Regions from separate parts of the Homo sapiens genome. Here regions 2 and 3 are each linked to region 1. The links are chromatin loops, found by intact Hi-C in ENCODE. Cell type or tissue: heart left ventricle. All regions are shown on one strand. Links, peaks and the distances in the headings refer to the core of each region. The heading gives the core; the rest is flanking DNA. Region 1 holds the start of RCAN2 (regulator of calcineurin 2). Region 2 has its middle 42 kb from the start of ENPP4. Region 3 holds the start of LOC105375079 (a long non-coding RNA gene).

Evidence for each region. A loop is a pair of places that touch in the nucleus more often than their neighbours do. Peaks named below come from ENCODE experiments on the same cell type or tissue, not always from the same donor. Only the 100,000 strongest peaks of a DNase experiment are listed, where the experiment ranks them.
Region 2: it touches region 1 in a loop (13-fold over the local background); 18 of 110 quality-filtered maps call a loop at or near these places.
Region 3: it touches region 1 in a loop (4-fold over the local background); 28 of 110 quality-filtered maps call a loop at or near these places.

What each region holds. Positions count from the first base shown.
Region 1 is chr6:46,487,709-46,495,524 of GRCh38, reverse strand. RCAN2 (regulator of calcineurin 2) reads left to right here and starts at 4,076. Exons shown (of 5, transcript NM_001251974.2): 1 at 4,076-4,352. It overlaps RCAN2-DT (RCAN2 divergent transcript), which reads right to left and starts at 3,473. Exons shown (of 3, transcript NR_125837.1): 1 at 3,398-3,473. RefSeq lists silencers at 3,454-3,513, 4,024-4,113 and an enhancer at 7,242-7,816. In heart left ventricle, for the core only: CTCF peaks have their summits at 3,547 and 4,676; DNase peaks (open chromatin) are centred at 3,524, 4,054 and 4,614; H3K4me3 peaks cover 2,482 bases; H3K27ac peaks cover 2,500 bases.
Region 2 is chr6:46,085,503-46,090,660 of GRCh38, reverse strand. It overlaps a transcript of CLIC5 not described here. Among named protein-coding and RNA genes, the nearest start is that of ENPP4, 42 kb to the left of the region's middle. In heart left ventricle, for the core only: no CTCF peak of the experiment used is centred there; no DNase peak of the experiment used is centred there.
Region 3 is chr6:46,211,651-46,219,466 of GRCh38, reverse strand. It overlaps LOC105375079 (a long non-coding RNA gene), which reads right to left and starts at 162. Exons shown (of 5, transcript XR_001743802.3): 1 at 117-162. In heart left ventricle, for the core only: no CTCF peak of the experiment used is centred there; no DNase peak of the experiment used is centred there; H3K27ac peaks cover 640 bases.

The DNA of each region.
Region 1 (7,816 bases), core at 2,230-4,729:
CAGGAAAAAAAAGAGAATCCAGGCACAGACCTTATAACCTTCAAGAAAATTAACTCACAATAGAGAATAGACCAAGATATAAAATTCTAAACCATAAAACTCCTAGAAGATAACATGGAAGAAAATCTAGATAACCTTGGGTTTGGTGATAACTTTTTAGAAACAGTGCAAAAGGTAAAATCTATAAAAAATTGATAAGCTGGACTTTATTAAAAATAAAAACAGGTGGGGCACAGTGGCTCACGCCTGTAATCCCAGCACTTTGGGAGGCTGAGGCGGGTGAACCACGAGGTCAGGAGTTCAAGACCAGCCTTGCCAATATGGTGGAACATTGTCTCTACTAAAAATACAAAAATTAGCCAGGCGCAGTGGTGCGTGCCTGTAGTCCCAGCTACTTGGGAGGCTGAGGCAGAAGAATTGCTTGAACCCAGAAGGCGGAGGTTGCAGTGAGCCAAGATCATGCCACTGCACTCCAGCCTGGGTGACAAAGCGAGATTCCACCTCAAAAAAATAATAAGTAAATAACTAAAAACTGCTCTGCGAAAGACACTGTCAAGAGAATGAGAAGACAAGTACCAGGTAGGAGAAAATATTTATAAAAGACATATCTAATAAAGAACTCTTATTCAAAATACAAAAATAACTCTTACCAATAGAAAACAAGAAAAGCAACATAAGAAAATAATCTGATTAAAAAATGGGCAAAAGATCTGAACTGACGCCTCACCAAAGAAGATGGCAAATAAGGCACCGCAAATGGCTTTAAGCATATAAGTTTGACAAATGGCAAATAAGCATATAAAAATTCTCAACATCATGTCAATAGGCAGCTACAAATCAAAATAATGAGATGCCAATTAGAATGGTGGAAATCCCAAACACTGTCAACACCAAATGCTGGTGAGGATGTGGAGTAACAGGAAGTCTCATTCATTGCTGGTGGCAATGCAAAATGGTATAGCCCCTTCAGCAGAGTTTGTCAGTTTCTTACAAAATTAAACCTACTATATGATCTATCAATCACACTCTTTGATATTTACCCAAACAAGTTGAAAGCTTACATTCACACAAAAACTTGCACATGAATACTTAGAGCAACTTTTTACTTATTGTCAAAACTTGGAAGCAATCAAGTTGTCCTCCAACAGGTGAATGAACAAATAAACTGTGGTATATCCAGACAATGAAATATTATTCAGTGCTAAAAAGAAATGAGTTATTTGAGCCATGAAAAGACAGGGAAACTTACATCCATATTAAGTGAAAGAAGCCAATCTGAAATGACATTCACTTATATGACATTCTGGAAAAGGCAAAACTATGGGGACAATTAGAAATTCAGTGGTTGCCAGAGCTTAGTGGGGAGGATAGAATGAATAGGCAGAGCACAGAGGAGTTTTAAGGCAGTGAAGCTATTCTGTGTGAAACTATAATGGTGGATATAGGTCATTATACACTTGTCTAAACTCAAAAAAGTACACCACCAAGAGTGGATCTGTAAACTACGGACTTTGGTTGATAATGTTGTGTTCATGTAGCTTTATTCATTGTATTACTCCTGTGTCAGACTTTGATAGTCAGGGAGACTATGCATATGTGGGGGCAGGCAGTATATGGGAGTTTTCTGTTCTTTCTGCTCAACTTTCCTGTGAACCTAAAAGTTTATATTTATAATGTCACATACAACCATTGAGAGGCAGTCTAGTCTAGTGGGGACTCCAAAGCCAGGTTGTCTAGGTGTGAATTCAGCTTTCCACTTGTTAGCTTCAGCAAGTCATTTATTTAATCTTTCTGTGCTTTCTTTACTATAGGTTAATTATAGTACCTATCTAATAGAGTTGCCATGAAAGTGAAATGAATTAATGTATAAAAATTCATTGGCTTGGAGCGTGGCATATACTAAATGCTCAATAAATGTTAGCAAACCAAAATTCTGATCTTATTTACCACCATCCTTAACATTAGCTACCCTTTAGCCTCACTCCTGCTCTCCAAAATCCTCTTCAAGCTCAGACCCCATCCCATAAACTCTTTTTCTCTCTGTATTTTCTTCTTGCCATTAACATTTGTTTTGCTAGTAACATTTTGTTCTTCTCAAGGTAAACAACATGAGGCTGTTTGTCACTTTTCATTTTTTTCCTCATTTATTATGCTTCCTTCTTCACACAAACTGACAAACACAGAATTTCTCTTAGCAGTAGAAGGAGGAATATGTGGCTATGAGAACTCAGAAACAGCATCTAGAAAAGTAACAATATCTATATTTGGTGTTAGGAAAATGGCTATGTTGATTTTGGTAACAGCTAACATATATTGAGTATCACTGTGTGCCAGGCACTGTGCTTAGGTGTTTTACATGTATTACCTCATTTAGTTCTCAGATTAAATCCTGTGTTTTTCCAACTTTTCAAAATTTCTGCAATGAATATATTGCTTCTATAAGCTGAAAATTTTATTTGTAAATGTATATTCACAAAATAATAAATAGTCCCTGTTAAGATGAAAGTCATCAGTTTGACGAAGATTCTAGGAAGTACTCACTAATAATAAGTGAGATTTTGTTTAAAGGGTTGGGGATGCTTTACTTGGAAAGAAAGGGGATCCTGGAGTGCATTAGACATGCTAGCTATTTTTACATATTTTAAAGATAGTTAGAAGAGGAATTTGACTTGGTTTCTTTGGCTTCAAAAAGTAAGGGAGAACTAATGATTAAAGGGAGGCAAGTTTTTGCTCAACTTAAGAATGCCCTTTCAGACAATTCTAACCCAAATGGCAATTATCTAAATCAACGACTAATTACAGATTTATGCATCCAGGGGAAGGCTGAACGAGGGGAAGCCTAAGGTCATTTTCAATTCTGAAATTGTGTTTATGTTAATGCAGATTAATCAGAGAGAAGAGCCAACGTCTCGTCTACCTTTTTTTGTTGAAAACAAACAAAACGTGATTGTATGTCAACTTTGGAAAAAAACAACGTAGTGTGGGTAAGTGAAGAATGATTGTGAATGGACTGCTTCAGTGCAATCGTAATATTGTTATCAGAAAATCAAAAGGCATAAAAAGCAAAAAGAAAACGGCTTATTTATGCAGCAATTCGAAAGATGACAGAACACAAACCTGATTTAAATGTTATTCACTCCCTCCCTCAGATTGGTCTGCACACCTCCTTCCTTTAATTTCCCGCACTCTCCTATGATCTTTTGCATAATTCACATTCTCTTGCCATGAGACTCAGTCCTGTTCCTATCTGTGCCACCCGTAAGCCACAGGCTTCCTTACCCATTTGAGTTGCTTTATTCCGTAAAGCAGAGACTTCTACTGGGGTTAACTTTGTTGAGCAACAGATCTACCCTAGATTGCGATTCACCTTCAGTCCCGTTTGCTGTAGGATACCAACCTCCCACTCACTGTGTCATGGCTCTCACACAATAGGATTCCTTGCAGCCCGAACCCTTCTGTCCTCAGGTCTGATGGCTGCAAATCCTGGCAAAGCTGTGAAGCCCGCGCAGGGCACCCTCAGCGGCCTGGGCTGGGCCGGGCGCAGGGCTCCAGCCAGAGGGCGCCAGCGCCCACCAAGCGCAGAAGCCCGGGAGGACCATCCAGGGGCTCCCCGACATTTCCTCAGTTAGCCAGAGTCGGGGGGCTCAGACATCTGGTAAGAAGAGTCTTTCTCCCAGTACTCCCCCACCACAGTTTGCTTCTCTGACCATTTCTTCTGGGCTGTCGCTGCCCCCTCACCCTCAGCTTAGTATGGGACCCCGAGGAGCCTCTTCCCGCTGAGGCCGGGACTCCTGCAGCCAGGCTCCCACGCCAGGTGCCCGGAGGCTCCTGCGCCCTCCCGGGCACCTGAAGTGGAAAGGAGGGGGTGCGGGGCTGAGGGCAGGGTGAGAGCCCCGGAGGTGCGGTGGGTAGGGGACTGGGGAGGGCGCCGGGTCAGGAGGGAGGAGATGAGAAGAGGCCAGACAGGGGCTTTCGGTTTCCCTGGGTCTGATTGGAGGTTGGCCCGATGAGTCGGAGCTGGGGACGCGCCCATCTCCGCCGGCTCCTGCGAGAGCCGCCGGCTCAGCCCCTCCCTGGAGCCGCTTTGTCCCGGGTGACGGCGGCGGAGGTTGCGGGGAGGAGCGGGCAGCAGGCAGAATCCCACTGACCCACGGCGGCAGAGAGAGGGAGGCGGGGCGCGCCGCGCCGCGTACGGCCCCACGCAAAGGCCCGCGGGCACCGCGCCGCCCCCACGCGCTCGCACCGGCGGGCAGGTGAGCAGGCAGCGCCGCGCGCTAGCAGCTGGCCCCCGTAGACGCCCCAGCCGCCGCCTCCGCCTCCGCCTCCGCCGGCGCATCGCGGACGCCCAGCAGGTCGGTTATGTAACCGCGCCGGCCAGGCTCGCCCAGGCACCCCGTCCCGCCGGGGCTGACAGCAGCCCCGGGGTCGTGCCGGGGGTCCGCGGCGGGGATCTGGTCTCCGGGCCGGGTCTGGGTGCAGGGCGGGGGCGGGGGCGGGGGCGGGGGCGGTGGCGGGGGTGGGGGCAGTGGCGGGGGTGGGGTTTGTCTCCAGATCTGTGGTCAGTCCCGGCTGCGGCCGTGGGGACGGAGATCTCCCGCGACCCCCCTCTAGGGGGCGCGGGTCCAAAGGAGCCCCTTCCCCACTGCCCGTGGCCCGGGGGTTTGCCTTCCTGGAAGCAGCAGCAGGTGCATAAGTGAAGGAGCGAGGATGACGCCTGTGATCCCCGGGACTGAGGCTTAGAGAGGGTCTAGAAGAGACTAACTGGATGCAGAGAGCAAAGAAGATCGAGAGATCCCTTCTTCCCAATGCAGAGGCTGGGGAGGGGGTAGGTGCACTGAGGTGCAGCGGGCTGAGAATTGTCCTGCTTGGGATTAGCGGCCTTGGGTCATCTAAAAATAACTTCAAGTTTGAAAAGTGAAATGGAGCGGAGCGCAGTGTGCCGGGTTCGTCCTGCCTGTGGGATGCTTCGCTCCAGAAGTCACCAGAGGGAACAGGCAAATCCCAGCCGCCTGATCCCTCGGCCGCCTCCAGGTCTCGCTGGTTTCCAGGGTGCCTCGGTTTGCCTTTTAGTTAATGATTTATTCTTCGAGGTACTTCTGCCTATTTCTTATCCCAAAATGAATTATAGCAGAATGCATGCTTTGAATCTTTCCTGTTTCTTACAATGGGATAGAGGTGTTCAACTGCCAAATGAAGTTTTTTTAAGTCTCAGTTTAGTAAAAACAAAAGTTTCTGGGGTTCCTTTAATATGCATTCCCACAGTTTTCCACAATTGGAGATGAAGGGATGTCACAGCATTCCAGCTCACACTTCTCTCTCCCTTCAGCCAGAATTTCACTCAACTTATCATGCAGAGGGGAGGCTTTAGGAAATGTAGGACAACTTTAACAGTGCAACTCAAGTTTCACACCTTTGTTATCCTTTATTACATCACTTCAAAACGAAGAACAAATGTACCACAAGGTACCACGCAACACTTGCTAACCGGCCTCTGCATTCTGGGGGCACAGTGAAGTTGGAAATACCCAAAAGCTGGAAAGGATCAAGAGGCAGGTCAGCATTGACTGTCAACTAGGCAGGAGAGTGAGCATTTGGCTGCTTTTCAGTGTAGTCATTGATTTTCTTTAGCCTTAGAGCTATTATATTAAGTATGATCAGCCATTGAGTTCAATTAGTCTAAAATGTGAGTTGCACTTTGCATTCAAATCCACTGCAAATCAAATCAGCATTTACTGAGCATCTACTACCTGAGTCCAGTCCATAGAATTTTGTGAGGGAAAAGTGTTCTCATCTAAAGCTACATGATTCTGAGAGCTCTCAAAATGCTTAGTGTGTGCAGGTCCTCCAGAACTCACCTAAATTTGGGAGGGCATGACTCTTTCTCCAGTGATGAACGTGTAACAGACAGAAGTGGGAACTCGAGAGCTTTCTCATTTGTAAGTGCACATCACGGTGTTAAAAACCACTTGTGTAATCATTTGCAGACAGTCATACATATCACAAATTCTTTTTATTGAGACTAACATTGACAATCACCGAGGTCTCATTTTCCTATTTTACGTTCTGTAGCATCCACTCGATCAATTCAATAATTATTTGTTGAGCACCTCCTGTGTGCTTTGTAGGTCCTGTGCCAGAGGCTAAAAGAATGAGGCCCATGCCTCCCAGAAATCAATTTAGCAGAAAAGGAGAAGAAAATAAATGGTAATGATTCAACATCATGAGTGTTTAATGAAGACAGAAACAAGTTTAATGGGAGCCAACAGAAGAAAGAGTGGAGGGAATCTGGAAGAGTTTAAAGAAGAGTTTACATTTGGTCTGGATCCCAATAGGTGGTAGGAGTTGTCTAGAGAAGGGGCTGGGTATTCCACACTGAAGGAACAGCATACACACATGGCAGAAAGGTCACATTCAGAGGACACCTACATGTTCTGAGGGAAGACAGGAATGTTTAGAAAGGTTTCACTGAAGCTGGATTGTGAATATACCCTGCTAAGGAGGAGAAACCATGTGGCCCTTAATGGTAGGAATGATTTCATCTAACTTACATTTTGCAAAAGTGACTGTGGAGGTGTGAGGAGGTGGGGTTGCAAAAAGGAATGAGGAGACTTTAGACCATTGGAGTGGCACAGACCAAAACAAAACAAAAACCAGAAAACTTATGAAATGTGCCTGAACCAGATGGCCTGGAGGAAAGAGAAGAGATCTATACAGAGCCATTTCAGGGGGAGGATCGGTAGCATTGGTCACCAAGTGGATGGTGGTATGGAAGGAGAAGCTTAGATGTCTAGAGGATGGTCAGGCTTTTAACTGAGGGAGTAAATAAGAGGAGACTTGAGAAAGATGGAGAATTTTTATTTTGAACAACCAAATGAAAATGTTCAGTAGGCACTTTTATTTTCAAATGTAATTTCTTCATTTCTGGTGCTAACCTTCTACTGATCTTACTTCTCTTCATTTCTGAGACTGTGTAAGGTTGCTTTTAGAGAAGAAGGAGAGACAAACTTAATAGCAGGAAGTTGTTTCTACCTTTATCCCCAAAAGTGGTAGTATGAACTCAGTTATTTGAACTACTACTAGTGGTAACAGTGATAATAATGATAATGATAATATCTAACATTTATTCAGTGCTTACTACATACTGAACACAAGGAAGTTAGAACTGTACCTGGTTTATCACATCTGATCTTCCCACTAACCTTATGAGGCAGGCACTGTTGTTATTCTCAGATGACTGACAAGAAAACCAAGGCAAAGAGAGGATATCTTGCGTGGGTCACACAGTTTGTAAGACGTGCACCTAGAATTGAAGCCCAGGCTCTGACCAGCATTCTGAATTACCAATGTGAATTAATAGCATTAAAATAATTCTTTTTTATCCTGGAATGTGTTTTTTGCCCTAGGTTTGGATATTTTTGGCTGATGCCACAAAAGAGAACTGGACTGAGTCAGGAGTCCTGGCTTTTGACTGGGCTCTACACCTGATTTGCTGTGTGATGTTTGCAAAGTCACATCCCATCTCAGGCTTTTGTTATTTTAAATCTGTATATTCATGGAACAAGAGGTCGGTTAGATGCTCTCTAGGGAGTGTGACATTCTGAAGTCTTGCTGTTTGCTTTCTCAAATTCTCTGCTACTAGAACCATTGGTTTGGGTTAAGGTCGTACCTGTCTGGTCACTTAGAGGATAGAAATACTTCAAAGAGGATTAACACAAATGGTGGCTTCTCCTTAATAGTTTGGTGTGAACTGATCCATTTTACAGAGCTAATGGGAGTGCCTGAGGTTGGGGAAGCATGGTCCTGGAAGGGGAACCCT
Region 2 (5,158 bases), core at 2,659-5,158, 410 kb after region 1:
TGACTATTCCACAATGTATACACATATTAAGGCATCGTGTTGTGCATCATAAGTATATACAATTTTTACTTGTCAATCTAAACATTTTTTAAAAATTAAATGTGGGTTGTTAAATGAACTGTAAAAAATAAGTAAAAGGCGAATTGAGCTCCAAACTAAAGTGACACATAGATCAAATATTTTTAACATAAGTTTAGAATTTGAGGCATTTTATCTTCAAAGCAAAATAATTGGGAAGTGGAAAAAAAAAAAAAACCCATCAAGTTGACGAATCTATGAACTAGCTCTGACCTAGACCTAAACAAACTCAGCTCTGGAGGAGGCGTTGGGGTCGGAGCCGAAAGCAGGCAACAGTGCCACCTGGTGGATTATACATGCAGAAAAACATTCAGAGTTTTCAAATCCTGAAGGTGATTTCACACCTGATCCCTTCTTGGATATTTCAAGTTTTTACCTTTGATATAAAACGTGTTCATTTTTATTGTATTATCTGCCATCAGCTTCAATTATAGACATCTGGTATTTTTCTAACTCTACAGACCTACTTTTTTATAGAGCATATATTTCGTTTTTTGTTGTCGTTTTTAAGTAATGGAAGCAAATTTTAGTGCTAGAAGTTTAGTGTCAGCTGTTGGGGGACATGCACCCTAATCTTATTACAAACAGCAGAAAGCAGCCTGGCTTACTGCATTCCTGTGCAAATCACGAAAAATACTGTCTGTTAATGTCTTTTGAAGGTGGCAATTACTGCAAAATGTAATCATCAAGATTTAGAGTAACTATCAGCGTCGTTAAAAGAAAATATGTCCCAAAATGTATAATAATAAATGGAATACAAAGCAGAACTAAGTTCCATTAATATGCTCACATGTTGAAATTACTCATGTTACCCGTACATTATTTTTTCCCCTCCAGAATCTTCATTGTGAACTCATAAGAAAGTTGATGTGGCTTAGTTGTGGGAGAAGGGGAGGAAACAGTCACTGAACACACCTGTGTAATCTGCCAGGCTTCAAGATTTTACATATTGTATGTCATTTAATCTTTCTACCCACAATAAAGAAAAGGATTTGTGTCACCCGATAGCAAATTCTACCCCTCCCACATGGGCATGCGAGGTGTGAGTATCCAGGCAGGGAAAGTGGAATGAATCACAGTGATAGTTAACATTTCTGAGAGTTCATGGACCCTCCTGAAATCGTCTGGCCACAAACATTATTGCATAGGGTTCTAGAATGTTCCTTAACCTCCTGAAGCATGTTACCTTCATTTTTACAAATAAGAAAATGAAGACTGGGAAAATTTAGATGATTGTGCCCAAGGTCACCTGCATAAGCAAGCAGTAGAGGCAGCATTTACACTGAGATCTGTTTGGCACCAAAGTTTTTCTTACTCCATGTTGCATTTTGCTAAAACAATATGCAGTTCATTCTCCCTTCATCTTCATGACTTCTGTTAAACAATAAATACTTCACTAAAACCTTGATGGTTGCTTTTTCTAGTGCCACAATTCTGTAATTTGCCTTCTTTGTCCCCTACTTCTACCCACTCCTTACCCAAATGTAAACCAACACCAAAATAGAATTTAAATATGCATAGATCAATTGAGTACAGTATCTATTAATAGGTAAATTTAAAGGAAAATTAGACAAAATCTTAAGGCACCATGCAAAACATTAAGTGAGCCCTTCCCTGCTGCAAGCATTAATTACCCTTTGTGCTTTGTAAAGTCACCATATCACAGCCTGGGAAGTGCATAGGGACAAGAATGAGAGAAGATGTTCTTATTTATTACCTGATTTGTTGGGACGATCACTTGTTCAAGCAAAATCCTCTGCCTTTTAAAAAGTCATTTGGCTCAAAAATAAAGAAAGATATCTTTGAATCTTCTAAATCAACAAATGAGATTAGCTAGTATTTGAGTATTTACCATTTGAAAATATTTGCTGGTCTTGTATAAATGCTTAAATTTAATGTATACACATTATATAATGTCTTCTTTCTTTTTAAAAAAGAATAAAAATGTACATGATTTCAATTTTAAAAATATAGATACTTATGGGTAGAAAAGGAGTTAGAGAATGTTAACATAATTATCTTTGGGTAGTGGAAATGCAGATTATTTTTCTTATCTTTTTCTATAGTAAACATAAACTATCTTCATAATCAGAAAGAAATCTTCTTGATATAAAATACATACATCTTTGACACTACACAGGAATCCAAGAAATTCAAAATGACAGCTGTGTATATATTTCAAGCTAAATGTGTGTTTCTTGTGGAGTACTATAAAACTGAAGTATGAAGGGACAGATAATTTGGGGCATGTGTCCCCATACCAGTGAAATTATAGGAGTCAAGTGGTATTTCCAAAGCCTTAAGTACTTTCTTTATCTTTCCTGGATGGTTCAGAGTAACAATTTTTATAATATATACTATATTGAGAAGTATATATTATACAGTGTCACACACACACACACACACACACACACACACACAGAAAGAGAGCGAGAGAGTACGCTGATAGAGTTTGCTTTGGTTTTATAATATAAGACCAAACTTCCCAGATGTCTTTGGAGAAGAAAATCCCTAAATGATAAAATCCCAAAACCCTTCAAATCACAAAATAAAACTGTCAAAGGTAGAGAAACATAATTAAAAAGAACCTGGGGTGAGAAAGCTCAATGGACTCAAATTGGCCATAGCAGAAAGCACATTTCCTTTAGGCAGAATGATAGTGATGACAAATATGCAGCTCGTTTATTCTTCATTAGTTATTTAGTACACTTAGCATTAACACCAGTTCCTTCGAAACTCATCAAAATGTAGCATTGTCTTTATCTGCAACACCCTGACTCAGAGGATGCCCACTCTCTCTTTCCCTCTTTGAAGTTGGCTATCTGGGCTCCTCAGTATTTGGATATCAGGTATCAGCAGGTTCATCTGCTTTGAGATGTTTCTCTTCTATACTGGAGGTTCTAGAGAAGTGTTAGAGAGCTACTAAAGTGGTCAGACAAGGAGGATTTGGTCATGATGGAGTCCGCAGAGAGGGGATGAGAAGGGAAGAAACTAGACCCACCGTGAATAAGGAAGGACTTGGGCCAGGTGAAGGTCATTTCTGAGAGTCAGGTGCTGGGGTTGGGTCCCAACCTAAGTAAGATGACAGTGCCAGGGCAGAGCAGTAGGGGCAGGGAGAGGATGAAGCAGGGGAAGCCCTGCCTCAAAGCTTGAGGGTATTTAGTTCATCCTATCATATTGTTTTGGTGTAATGGTGGTGTTTGGGTGCTCAATTTCTTTATTAAGTTTATTTAAATAAACCTATCAAACAAGATGGTTTCAGTGAAGAAGATTCCATCTGTCTCAGTTTTGCAATATTTAATGTCCCCTTTTGTGTTTTCCTTCCTCATCTCCTCTAAGTAATAAAACAACATAGATGAATTTTACCCAAGCTCCTCTAGGACCTCTTCCAGATTGTATAATCTAAAATAGACAGCACTGAGGTGGGCCAACCAATGTAATCATGAGGCAAAATATGGATGACCATGTTCAATTTGAGAAGCAAGAAAGTATGGTGAAATTTGGGGATCATATGCAAGTAAGCATTTATGAAGAGATGTGTATGGTGAGCTAGGATGGCAGAGACAGCATTGTGAAGAATAAAATTCAGAAGGTTGTGAGATGAGGGTTATGAAAACCAAGGCCACTCAATGACTGGCTGTGAATGGCATTTGATGGAACTCTAAGGAAGAGAGAATGCCAGGAGAGGTAGATGGGAGAGTGGCATGTGCACAGTGACTGAAATGACTCTGCCAAACCATCTGACATTATCAGGTGGCTTACACACAGTTCCCTCCCTGTGCCCATATCAAAATGGGGGATATCATGCTACGATGTGCCAGTGGACCAAGTTGCTCCAATAAGCAATACCAGCTACTAGAAATGGTTTTCTGTGAGCATCTGTCTTTGTCTGGAATCCAGCTGGAATTTAAATGGTTGTGGATTGAACTGCTATCTGTGTTATGTGGCTGCTCATTTTCAGTATCATCCTATGAGCATAAAATTCAGATTTCTGATCTTAGCATTCAAGGCCATCCACAGTCTAGCCCAGTACTGTCCTCTTCTCTACTTTTCCCACAATCCACACACTCCATCCAATCAGGATTACTCTCCATCATTAAGAATTCTCAACTCTGCATCATACTTCACAACTTAACTTCCCTCTTCCACTCTAATTGTCCACTTATCTATCACTTAAGACATTCACGAAGGGCAGCCAAGATGGCCGAATAGCAACAGCTCCGGTCTACAGCTCCCAGCGTGAGTGACGCAGAAGACGGGTGATTTCTGCATTTCCATCTGAGGTACCGGGTTCATCTCACTAGGGAGTGCCAGACAGTGGGCACAGGACACTGGGTGCAGTGCACCGTGCACGAGCCGAAGCAGGGCGAGGCATTGCCTCACTCAGGAAGCGCAAAGGGTCAGGGAGTTCCCTTTCCTAGTCAAAGAAAGGGGTAACAGATGGCACCTGGAAAATCGGGTCACTCCCACCCTAATACTGCGCTTTTCCAACGGGCTTAAAAAACGGCGCACCAGGAGGTTATATCCCACACATGGCTCGGAGGGTCCTACGCCCACGGAGTCTCACTGATTGCTAGCACAGCAGTCTGAGATCAAACTGGAAGGCAGCAGCGAGGCTGGGGGAGGGGCACCCGCCATTGCCCAGGCTTGCTTAGGTAAACAAAGCAGCCGGGAAACTTGAACTGGGTGGAGCCCACCACAGCTCAAGGAGTCCTGCCTGCCTCTGTAGGCTCCACCTCTGGGGGCAGGGCACAGACAAACAAAAAGACTGCAGTAACCTCTGCAGACTTAAATGTCCCTTTGAAGAGAGCAGTGGTTCTCCCAGCACGCAGCTGGAGATCTGAGAACGGGCAGACTGCCTCCTCAAGTGGGCAGCCTAACTGGGAGGCACCCCCCAGTAGGGGCAGACTGACACCTCACATGGCCAGGTACTCCTCTGAGACAAAACTTCCAGAGGAACGATCAGACAGCAGCATTTGTGGTTCACGAAAATCTGCTGTTCTGCAGCCACCACTGCTGATACCCAGGCAAACAGGGTCTGGAGTGGACCTCTAGCAAACTCCAACAGACCTGCAGCTGA
Region 3 (7,816 bases), core at 575-3,074, 270 kb after region 1:
CTTAGGACTGTAAGGTCCCCCAACACCACCCCCAAACTAAAAAAAGTGCTAAGAGTCCAAAGAAGGACTCAGACCTAAGTCCAGCATGAGGAGTAGATGAGTTTATTAGGACTTACATACGGGGCACTCTGGGATGGCGGCAGGATAGCTCTGGAGATCTGCCCCACCTCCCATCCATAAACTGCTTTTAAGCTAATTTCCTGGCTCTTTGCCTACGTGTTTGAACAATGAGACTGTTTTTCTTGGTAGTTCCTCAGAAACTCTCTGGGAGGTTTGGCTTCTCAGGGACACCTGCTCCTCAGCTCGGCACCAGGGTCTTGGCTCACTGTCCGGCCCTCAGAGTTCAGGCAACAGACTTATACCCTTCGGTAACCTGTTGGGGGACCTGTCACAGTACAGTGGCTACCTTTTGAATGGTACTGCCTGAGAGGAACCCTCTCATGTGGAAGCCTTCCAATGTGCCATCAATATTCTACATCTCGATCCTGATCTCCATATGGATGTATACCCATGTAAAATTCAGTTAAAATGTGTGCCATATACTACAGTAAGTTATACCTCAACTAAAACAAAAGCTGTTCTCCCTGAGGACAGAGAAGAAGGAGCCATTAGTTGTGATGGGGGTTTAGAATGTCCTCATACTAAAAACGTACGTCTCCCATCTCATGTCTGTGAGATATTTCCATATTTTCAAAGCCTTCATTTAAAAATCTATAAATAAGTGTTCCTTTTTAAATGAGAGAGCACAGGACTTAGGCTCTGGGTGAAACACTGTTCATTCAAGTAACAAACTGTGTGCCTGACACTGGGTTTTCAGTGGTGAACAAGGTAGCTTTTGTCCCTGCCATTTCAGGGAGTGGAGTCTAGCATGGAAAAGAGATAAGAAATAAACAAGCAAATAATGGCCACAAATTCTCATAGGTAAGTACAGTGAAGAAAACCAAAAGTACTCTATGAGAATAGAGAATAAAAGTGGAGGATCATAGTCAGGGAAGGCCTCTCTAAAGAGGTAACATTTAAGCCGACCTGGAGGCACTGGCCATGGAAATGCTGCGAGAAAAGCATTCCAGGCAGCAGGGCTGAAGGCTGTGACTCTGGAAAGGCCTTGTCTTGTCGTGTTGGAGGAGCCTGAAGGATTTTGTTGGTATGGCTGAGGCACAGGGAGTGAGGGTGAGCACAGTTTAGGATGAGGTTGGAAGGCAGGTGGCGGAGGAAGGCAGGCTCAGTAGAACCTATTATTAATAGGCCAGGCTAGGGGGTTTGAGTTCATTTTAAGGGTTTCAAAAAGGGAATTATATGACCCAATTCATTGGTAAATCCTAACACAAACAAGAAGTTTCCTAATACAAAGCTACAGCCCAAAATGTCCAGATCCTCTGTAGCACTGGGGCTTGACGGGTCTTGCCCACATTAGGCTTGAAGATAGCTTTTGATAGCCTCGTGCTCCTCACTGCAATCCTATCTATTAACACCAGAAGAATTCTCAATATCCAACATCAATATGCAGTGTCTTGTGGTTCTAAAGTTTTTTTTTACTTCCCCTCCCCACGTCATTTAGAAAGCCTCAATGCAGAAAAAGGGGAACAGAGCAGGTGATAAAGGATGATAAGTCAGTCAGTGATTCAGGGAAACATTCATTTAGCTGCTGGTACAGAGTGTCCCTGCCAGAAGCCACCACGCTGAGCGTCATTGAACATTTGGCAGCCTTTCCCCTTAAATTTATGCAATCTGAGAAAGGGAAAATTTCAAGCAAAAAGTTTTCTGTCAAGCTCATTCATCTGCACCTTTCAAAGAAAGTCTGGGCAAATGTTTTTGGAGTTGATTCATGAGCTTTTTATGTCTCTAAAAGGAAGCCATATTTAAGGTTAGTCGTGTGTATGTGTACGCAAGCACATTTGGTACAGGTTGGAAATAGGAAATCCAAAATAGGCAGAAATGGATGAAACACTTTGTGCTAAAAAATTCATCCACAATACCTCCTTGGTGCTTTTGTGTTATTTTCCATTCTCAACCAATAATTGAGTTAGAAAACTTTTAGGGTTGGACAGGACTATGGGGCCTCCTTGACTAGTTGCTATCATTAGGAAAATCATTACTGTTCCCCAAACAATCTTTGGATTTGCCAGTAGGGTATTTTATTCTTAAAACAAGATTTATAGTTTCCGTACAAAGCTGCCAAGTTCAACACCTTGATAATCCATCTGATGTGCTGTTGTGGATGCTGTAGTCCCAGTTCCCCACTTCAGAGTCCCAGCTCCCCACTTCAGAGTCCCAGCTCCCCACTTCAGAGTGGAAACACTCATGCCCCCAGATGTTAGGAAGGTTGGTGGGTCATGACTCGCTGCTGAGTGGCCAGGCATTGCACTCAGCTGGAGAGATGCTCCCCACCCAAGGTCTCACCCTCCTCAGGGACAGCCTGCATCCAGTGACTAGTCAAGGAAGGCCTTCCCTTGGGCCACTCCAGCTCCAGAGCTATCCCTGTGGGATAGGCTGAGGCCCGGTATTTCAGTTCAACTCTGCCTTTATCCCCAACAGGTAAGGACTCTAAAGTCTCCCTAGTAAACCTCCTGCATGTACATCTCCCTCTCAGAGTCTAAGTCCTAGAAAAACTAACCTGACACTTACATCATCCTCAATAGCTTCTTCCATCACTTTGAGCGCCCCGGAATTGTACAACTCTTTTCCATCAATCGCTGCTGTTTCATTCTTAAGATGGATTGGTTATGCTAGGGGTTAGCATATTTTCCAAAAGCAGTGCAGCAAAGTTCTTCATGCTTTCTTTGTGCTGTCCTGCTGAGTTCAGGTCAGGGGTAGGTAGGGTAGACGTGCAGGTGACTTGGCACAAAGTTCCTCAGTGGAGAAAGGAGGGCTTCTCTCAACCATCCCTGTGGAGTGAGGAGGACAATGGATGCCTGTTCAGCTGTTGTCAGGAGCCTTCATGAAAAACACGGGTCTATAACAGGGAGGGTAGAACCCAAATTCTGGCCCATGTGCCACCCTCAGGCCACCTCAAAAGATGTCACCACCTCCCTGTCAACCTTGTATATGAGAAAGGGATGAAGATTGTGCAAGCGACTTTAGACAAGTTACTATAGTCCCTACAACTCAGTTTCCTCTCCTGTAAAATGGGCATAAAAATCCACTTTTGTCATGAGGACTTAATAAGATAATAACAGTAACAATTATTATTGGAGGGCCGGTTAATAACTACATTCACAAGTTTTGCTGCCACAAGACCTAGGTTTAAACCCCAGCTCTGCTGCTTGGTAAACTTGTGGTCTTGGACAGTTTTTTTAAACCTAAGTTTTGGTTTCCACATTTATCAAAAGTAAAGGATGATAGTATCTGTCTCAGAGAGTTAGGAGGGATTGAATGAGAAAGAGTATCAAGTGCTGGGTACATAGGAAGTCCTCACCCAGAGCTCTTTATGCATCAGGCCCCACACAGAGCACCTGGCATTTGTACCCTCAGTCTTCATGATGGCACCTTCACTGTTTCCATTCTTCAGAAAGAATAGTCAGCATTTTTTGAGTGCTTACACCGTGTCAAGAGCTCTTAAAAGTTCTTTACATTCTTTTTTTTTTTTTTTTTTTTGAGACGGACTTTTGTTCTTGTTGCCCAGGCTGGAGTGCAATGGTGTGATCTCAGCTCACCGCAACCTCCGCCTCCCAGGTTCAAGAGATTTTCCTGCCTCAGCCTCCCCAAGTAGCTGGGATTACAGGCATGTGCCACCATGCCCAGCTAATTTTATATTTTTTAGAAGAAATGGGGTTTCACCATGTTGGTCAGGCTGCTCTTGAACTCCCAACTTCAGGTGATCCGCCCTCCTCGGCCTCCGGAACTGCTGCGATTACAGGCTTGAGCCACTGCACCTGGCCAAGTTCTTTACATTCTTATTTAATTCTCTCTATGCTCTTATGATGAAGGCACTGATACCCACATTTTACATGTAAGGCAACTAAAGCCCAGAAAAGCTAAGTCCTTGGTACTCAAAGCATGTTCTACGCACTGCAGCATCTGCATCTGCATCCCGGGAGTATCTGCATCCCCCGTGGAGCTGGTTAGAGACGCAGAGTCTCAAGCGCCACCCCTGGCCTACTGAAACAGAATCTGCCTTTTAACAAGATCCTCCCTTGATTCCCAGTACTTTAAAGTTTAAGAAGCACTCAAGATCAACCGCCTAATATATCCCCAGCAGGGCTATGATTGCAGAGCACATACTTTTAACTGCCTCTGTGTATGAAATGCCCATCAAAAAAAAGTGCTCAAAGCATATAATTTTCCTTCCCCCAGCAATTCATTTGACTGAGCTTCCTCCTCTGTTCCTGTCCACAGTCCATTCTTACCCACTGTGCTGGCCTTGCTGTTTTCGATAGAATCTCCAGGTATTGCTGCTATGCTCCAGGTTCTGATAAACTTCCGCCCAGGGTCATTCCAAATATCTCTATTAAAAGTGCTTCTGAATAAGCTACAATGTGATTTCCAGAAAGGCAATTATTCCAGGAGTACACCAGTGTTCTGAGAATAGCCACTCCTAGCTTTACTGGGAGTAACAGGATGGTCTCAGACAGGCATTAGTGCCAGAAGCTGCCATGTGGATAATCTTTCCCTGAGAATGAAGGCAATCAGGAGAAAAGAAGAGCTGAAATGCTGAAAGAGAAGAAGAGGGATGGGAAGTGAGTTTAATGTTATTATTTGAGTGCCTAGACCAAACTATACCTGATACTCATATCCCCTGGACTTTTCAGATGCCTGAAGCAACAGATTTTCCTCTTCCTCAAACAAGCTTAAGTGGGGTTTCTTCACTCTCCACTGAGTGGCTGACTGAAAAATAAAGAAAACATAATATTTCTGTGGGATCGGTGGTGATATCCCCTTTATCATTTTTTATTGTGTCTATTTGATTCTTCTCTCTTTTTTTCTTTATTAGTCTTGCTAGCGGTCTATCAATTTTGTTGATCCTTTCAAAAAACCAGCTCCTGGATTCATGAATTTTTTGAAGCATTTTTTTGTGTCTCTATTTCCTTCAGATCTGCTCTGATTTTAGTTATTTCTTGCCTTCTGCTAGCTTTTGAATGTGTTTGCTCTTGCTTTTCTAGTTCTTTTAATTGTGATGTTAGGGTGTCAATTTTGGATCTTTCCTGCTTTCTCTTGTGGGCATTTAGTGGTATAAATTTCCCTCTACACACTGCTTTGAATGCGTCCCAGAGATTCTGGTATGTTGTGTCTTTGTTCTCGTTGGTTTCAAAGAACATCTTTATTTCTGCCTTCATTTCGTTATGTACCCAGTAGTCATTCAGGAGCAGGTTGTTCAGTTTCCATGTAGTTGAGCGGTTTTGAGTGAGATTCTTAATCCTGAGTTCTAGTTTGATTGCACTGTGGTCTGAGAGATAGTTTGTTATAATTTCTGTTCTTTTACATTTGCTGAGGAGAGCTTTACTTCCAACTATGTGGTCAATTTTGGAATAGGTGTGGTGTGGTGCTGAAAAAAATGTATATTCTGTTGATTTGGGGTGGAGAGTTCTGTAGATGTCTATTAGGTCTGCTTGGTGCAGAGCTGAGTTCAATTCCTGGGTATCCTTGTTGACTTTCTGTCTCGTTGATCTGTCTAATGTTGACAGTGGGGTGTTAAAGTCTCCCATTATTAATGTGTGGGAGTCTAAGTCTCTTTGTAGGTCACTCAGGACTTGCTTTATGAATCTGGGTGCTCCTGTATTGGGTGCATATATATTTAGGATAGTTAGCTCTTCTTGGTGAATTGATCCCTTTACCATTATGTAATGGCCTACAAAGCTGGAGGCATCACACTACCTGACTTCAAACTATACTACAAGGCTACAGTAACCAAAACAGCATGGTACTGGTACCAAAACAGAGATATACATCAATGGAACAGAACAGAGCCCTCAGAAATAATGCCGCATATCTACAACTGTCTGATCTTTGACAAACCTGAGAAAAACAAGCAATGGGGAAAGGTTTCCCTATTTCATAAATGGTGCTGGGAAAACTGGCTAGCCATATGTAGAAAGCTGAAACTGGATCCCTTCCTTACACCTTATACAAAAATCAATTCAAGATGGATTAAAGACTTAAACGTTAGACCTAAAACCATAAAAACTCTAGAAGAAAACCTAGGCATCACCATTCAGGACATAGGCATGGGCAAGGACTTCATGTCCAAAACACCAAAAGCAATGGCAACAAAAGCCAAAATTGACAAATGGGATCTAATTAAACTAAAGAGCTTCTGCACAGCAAAAGAAACTACCATCAGAGTGAACAGGCAACCTACAAAATGGGAGAAAATTTTCGCAACCTACTCATCTGACAAAGGGCTAATATCCAGAATCTACAATGAACTCAAACAAATTTACAAGAATAAAACAAACAACCCCATCAAAAAGTGGGCGAAGGACATGAACAGACACTTCTCAAAAGAAGACATTTATGCAACCAAAAAACACATGAAAAAATGCTCACCATCACTGGCCATCAGAGAAATGCAAATCAAAACCACAATGAGATACCATCTCACACCAGTTAGAATGGCAATCATTAAAAAGTCAGGAAACAACAGGTGCTGGAGAGGATGTGGAGAAATAGGAACACTTTTACACTGTTGGTGGGACTGTAAACTAGTTCAACCATTGCGGAATTCAGTGTGGCGATTCCTCAGGGATCTAGAACTAGAAATACCATTTGACCCAGCCATCCCATTACTGGGTATATACCCAAAGGACTATAAATCTTGCTGCTATAAAGACACATGCACATGTATGTTTATTGCGGCACTATTCACAATAGCAAAGACTTGGAACCAACCCAAATGTCCAACAATGATAGACTGGATTAAGAAAATGTGGCACATATACACCATGGAATACTATGTAGCCATAAAAAATGATGAGTTCATGTCCTTTGTAGGGACATGGATGAAATTGGAAATCATCATTCTCAGTAAACTCTCGCAAGAACAAAAAACCAAACACCGCATATTCTCACTCATAGGTGGGAATTGAACAATGAGATCACATGGACATAGGAAGGGGAACATCACACTCTGGGGACTGTGGTGGGGTGGGGGGAGGGGGGAGGGATAGCATTTGGAGATATACCTAATGCTAGATGACGAGTTAGTGGGTGTAGCGCACCAGCATGGTACATGTATACATATGTAACTAACTTGCACAATGTGCACATGTACCCTAAAACTTGAAGTATAATAAAAAAAAAAGAATAATTTGGGCTTTTAATAAGACAGTGGAATCCACTGGAATGGAAAAAAAAAAGAAAACATAATAGATACATATGTAAAGTCCTGTATTTATTTATTTATTTATTTATTTATTTATTTATTTATTTATTTATTTATTTACTGAGACAGGGCCTCACTCTGTCACCCAGGGTGGAGTCCAGTGGTGTGATCACAGCTCACTGAAGCCTCAACCTCCTAGGTTCAAGGGATTCTCCCACCTCAGCCCCTCCAAGGTAGCTGGCACTACAGGTGTGCACCACCACACCGGGCTAATTTTTTGTATTTTATTTGTAAAGATGGGGTCTTACTATGTTGCCCAGGCTAGACAACTCCTAGGCTCAAGTGATCCTCCTGCCTCAGCCTCTGAAAATGCTGGGATTACAGGTATGAGCCACCATGCCCAGTCACTGTTTGTTTTAAAAATGTAAATGCACAGGGAGAAAGAGAAGAGTTTGGAGAAGAGATAATAGAAGTTTGAGAGCCTTAGTTAATCAGCAACGCAGTATGTGTAAATACGGGGGAAGGGCAAAATCTGCTGTCTATGAGTTTCTGTTTAAA